Linked DNA regions of Homo sapiens: region 2 is linked to region 1. Evidence: read pairs that join two places in POLR2A ChIA-PET (ENCODE). Cell type or tissue: OCI-LY7. All regions are shown on one strand.

Region 1 (2,500 bases):
AGTGTTGTAAAGATGGAGTTTATAAATCTCTTGGCATTTGAAAATGTTATGTTCTTTTTTAAAAATTCTTTCTATGCAAAGACATTAAACATGATAATCAGTTGTTTTTAATAAATTTAGATATTATTTGCCTTTTTTCTTTCAGTAACAGCAGCTATTTGATAAACATTATACTAATGTTTTGCTTTACTGATTCTTAGAAATCATATAAATGAAGCATTTAGAATAATGTTTTTCAAATACAACTCATTTTTTAAAGTTAATACTAGAACAAAAAGGCAAAATGGCAAATCTCATTTAAAATTTACTTTGAAGCTCAGTGTTTTTGCTTTCTTAGTTGTCTACCACCTCCCTCCCTTCTCCCTCCCTTCTCTGTTCAAATGGAGAAGATATAAGGAGAGTACAGATGCGACAGGTCTTAAACGAAAGCATTCCCAAGGTACAGTAATTGTAGTTTTATTTCTCCATGTAGTTATATTCCTGGCTTATAGTATTCAGTTGCATTTAAAGCATAGAAATTATTAGTTTTTTTTAAATGTGTCCATTGTATTAGTTTGTTTACTGCTACTTTATTATGTGTATAAATATTGGTAAACAGTGTGTATAGTCCAGTAACAGGATATTCAGATGTTCCCCAACATTAAAATGGTTTAAGATGATATATGGATGATTTAAAGAGGAAAATAATTTTTCTGGCTTAACACTCATCTCTAAATATCTTGATCTCATAGTTTAACGTTTTAAGCATCTGTTGCTCACAACTATTTTAACAAAAATGTGGTTTAGAAACATATAAGAGCTTGAAGTAGTGGCATGGATCAGATATGTAATTAGAAAAGTGATTGTTAAACCCTTGCAAAAGATTTTTTTTAGTTTATGAAAAGCTCTTTTATTTAAAAAGCTGACCTTATACATTATTTTCTTTGGAACCGAAGATATAATTTATGTTTATTATGTTAATTGAATCTTGATCTGGTGTACAGTGTTAGTAATGTGCCGTGGCAGGTAAGTAAAATATAAATTGGTTTTTCATAAACTTCTGAAGTTGCATATTTAATATAACTAAGAAGTACAATTCCTCATAATGTACTTGTATCCTAGTGGGGAATAGGTTTTCATAAAAATGTCTTATGATCATACATCTTGACCAGAGCTATATCTTTTTATATTTAGCTTGAGGTTATTTTCAGCCCATCTTTAAATCAGTAGAGTTAGACTCTGCCAGTAGCTAACTCTGTGGCAGGTCAGTTTGTCTCTTTGTACCTCTGTATTTTTGTAAGTAAAATGGGAGATAATATTTTGCCTTGAAAGAATTTTAAGAAAATAAATCAAGCATAGTGATTTGAAGGTACTTAGCTTTCTGAAGATGGGTATGTTAATTTTTCCTACCTATATACCAGAGCTATAAAGGAAAAGCTTAAGGTCCTCAAAACATAAGAATTATCAAATTATGAATTGATGGATATGTTATATCAATTTCTTCACTACTTCCACAAACATTGCTGTATTTGTGGTATGTGCCAGACACTGTGATAGGACATTCTGTTTGGTGCTAGGGATATATAAGAAATGGTCAAGACACATTCCCTGGCTCCTGGGGCTTACGAATTCCTAAAGAAAATAGGTTTGGAATTTTTTTAAGGCCTCATTTTCACCAAGCATATCCCCAGTTACAGAAATGCAGCAACCATACTGATTTTTTTTTTTTTTTTGAGACAGGATCTCTCTGTGTTGCCCAGGCTAGAGTGCAGTGGCATGATCATAGCTCATTGCAGGCTTGACCTCCTGGGCTTAAGCGATCCTCCTGCCTCAGCCTCCCAAGTAGCTGGAACCACAGGCACATATCACCAAGCCCAGCTAATTTTTTAGTTTTCTTTTTAAGAGACGGGGTCTCATTATTGTTGCCCAGGCTGCTATCAAACTCCTGGGCTCCAGTGATCCTCCTGCCTCAGCCTCCCAAGTAGCTGGAACCACAGGCACATATCACCATGCCCAGCTAATTTTTTAGTTTTCTTTTTAAGAGACGGGGTCTCATTATTGTTGCCCAGGCTGCTATCAAACTCCTGGGCTCCAGTGATCCTCCTGCCTAAGCCTCCCAGAGTGCTGGATTACAGACGTGACTGACTGCACCCAGCCAACCATACTGATTTGAACATCATGGCAGAAAAACATTTCCTTAATTTTGTATTACTAAAATATCTTTCAATTTTGGATTTCTGCTATGATGAGCAATATCCAATAATTATTGGCTTTACTATCCATTCCAAAAATACCTCATTTTCTAATAGATTATTTTTTTCCCAGTTTAAAGGTAAATTTTTTTCCCCTCTGAGTCTTATTTTGTCTAGTACTTAGTGAAATTTTTTTCTTTTTTTTTTTTAGACGGAGTCTTGCTCTGTAGCCCAGGCGGGAGTGCAGTGGCGTGATCTCGGCTCACTGCAAGCTCCGCCTCCCAGGTTCACGCCATTCTCCTGCCTCAGCCTCCTGAGTAGCTGGGACT
Region 2 (2,500 bases), 920 kb after region 1:
ACATAATGGAAAGTCAGTGAAGAAAAGTGTTAGGCAATTGTCAATGACAATATGACAGCCATGATGGAGGCTATTGATTATTTGGGAGCCACAAGCATCTGATGTGTTGGCCATAGGCTTGGTTGTGTGTTCAGACAGTGATGATAGCACAGAGTAAGGTAACAGAAGTATTAGAAGTAGACAGTGAGAGAGTGGGCCCCTTGCCTTAATCTTCATCTCAATCTACCTGAATACAAGGGATTTGGAACTGCCTTGTCTACTCATTCAACTTGTTGATTTAAGATGGAATGAAAGCTGTGCAATGTTAAAGAAGCTGTTTGAACAAAAACAAGTCTTAATACTGCTTTTCTGTGTAACATTGCCAGCCTAGTAGGACCAAAATTCACCAACTGATATGCCTAGTTTTTCTGTGAGGAACTTTTGTACCTAGAATTCATAGCTTCAGCAAATTGCCAAAAAATGTTTTCTGTTTGATTATTGCAAATAGTTGGCAGTACATGGCAATTATTTTGACAAGTTTCCATTTAAATTTTTGGCCTCTATAAGAGACTCAAAATTATAAAGTGTTTTAATTAAGGAGATTTGGAAGTTTTGCTATTTGAAGTTTTATTACTAGAAAAATTGTTAATTAGTAGAAACATTTCTCCATTTTGCTGAGACCAGCTCAGTCATGGAGACCCTAACCCAGTGGCACTAGAGAAGCTAAAGACACACACACAGAAATATTGTGTGTGGAGTGGGAAATCAGGGGCCTCACAGCCTTCAGAGCTGAGAGCCTTGAACAGAGATTTACCCACATATTTATTGACAGCAAGCCAGTGATAAACATTGTTTCCATAGATTATAGACTAACTGAAAGTATTCCTTATGGGAAATAAAGGGATGGGTGTGGCTATTTATCTGCAGCAGGAACATGTCCTTAAGGCACAGATTGCTCATGCTATTGTTTGTGGTTTAAGAACACCTTTAAGTGGTTTTCTGGCCTGGGTGGGCCAGGTGTTCCTTGTCTTAATTCCGATAAACCCACAACCTTCAATGTGGTTGTCATGGACACCATGAACCTGTCACAGTGCTGCAGAGATTTTGCTTGTTTCCAGTTTTGGGGTCCTGCTCCCAGCATGTCCCCCTTCTTTGTTTTGCAAAGTGAAACAAAGGCAGCTTTGTCACAGGAGTGTGGATCTGCATCTGCAGACTATACAAAGACAAACAACACAGATTAAAAGCACAATCATCATTGAAATCACAGAGCTTCCCAGTGTTTTTATCCATTTCAATGGGTTACTAGCTGCTAATCTGTCTGCAGCTCCTTCAAGCACTCCAGTTCCTGACATTAAGGTCAGGTGTGCCTGAGATGCTTTAAATATTTGTTCTTTTAATTTTGCAATATCCAAAGACAAGTTTGTAGAGTGTCCTTATAGATGCTTTTTTATTCTTTCCCAAATTTTGATCTTGTTAAGAGCTATTAATAGTTTCCACAAAGCCTTATGTTTAGCTCCTACAACTGGCCATATCATTTGAGGTTGAGGTGCCACTGTACTGCCATGTTTCCAGATAATAGGAACTCTTGCCATACTTCTTACCATTTCTACCATCTGACCATTTTGTTCAGACCAGCTGAACACGGTGTGGCTGTGGCATGCCGACTGAGAGGTGCAATTCAAGCTAAACATCCCCTTAGGGGGCCAATCAATAATGATTCCATAGGAATCATTGCGCAGCACCTCTGCCTGTTCTGCAATGCAATCTTCCTTAACAAGTACATTCATTTTTTCTGGCCAGGTCCAATCCTGTTTACAAATAGGTTTTTGAGGGCAGTTTGCCTTAATTGTAGGAGCAGATTCATTATGATAAATGCTGATATCAGAAAGCATGTGTAACTGTGTCATAGAGTGATTACATCCAGGCATTATTGCCAGCCAAGATTGACAAATGTGCCCAATAAGTATGATTGTTCTCTGTGTCAGTCCTTGTTGAAGGAATACTCATAGCAATGGTGATCACCAGTATCATAGCTACCATTAAATTACTCATTGTGACTGGTTGTCCCGCTTTCCTCAGGTTTTCTTCTGCCATCTGTGACAGCTTCTTGATCTGTCCCCAAGTAGGTGGCTGTGTTTGACAGGTGTTGCTTGTGACAGTTGGGGTCCTCCTGCATCAGTCTCAACATGGCTGCAACTGAGGGGTCCTTGGGATCCTCCCAAAATCTCTTCCTTGGCATCTGGCTCCTGATAAGGTTTCAGATATCTTGATGGTATCCAAATCGGCTATTGATTCAGTCCTGGAGAAACACAAGCATAACCTCTACCCCAAGTTATTATTTTACATATTTCCCAACTTTTTGTTATTGGATCTCTCCACCAAACCAGTTGTTCTGCTTCTGTCTTTGCAGCTGGTTTCTGTAGATGCTGTTCAGCTGCTGATAATATCTGGCCTTTAGGCAGGCTCAAAAAATTTAAAGTTAATAATGCTAGATTCAATTGCATATGGGGTGTCCCTTAGT

Evidence for each region. Peaks named below come from ENCODE experiments on the same cell type or tissue, not always from the same donor. Only the 100,000 strongest peaks of a DNase experiment are listed, where the experiment ranks them.
Region 2: POLR2A ChIA-PET joins it to region 1 with 5 read pairs; 2 of 35 experiments call an interaction of 5 or more read pairs at or near these places.

Annotation. Positions count from the first base shown.
Region 1 is chr14:53,094,056-53,096,555 of GRCh38, reverse strand. All of the region lies in intron 2 of DDHD1 (DDHD domain containing 1), which reads left to right. Among named protein-coding and RNA genes, the nearest start is that of DDHD1, 58 kb to the left of the region's middle. In OCI-LY7, no CTCF peak of the experiment used is centred here; no DNase peak of the experiment used is centred here.
Region 2 is chr14:52,170,729-52,173,228 of GRCh38, reverse strand. No RefSeq gene overlaps it. Among named protein-coding and RNA genes, the nearest start is that of LINC02319, 46 kb to the right of the region's middle. In OCI-LY7, no CTCF peak of the experiment used is centred here; a DNase peak (open chromatin) is centred at 1,108.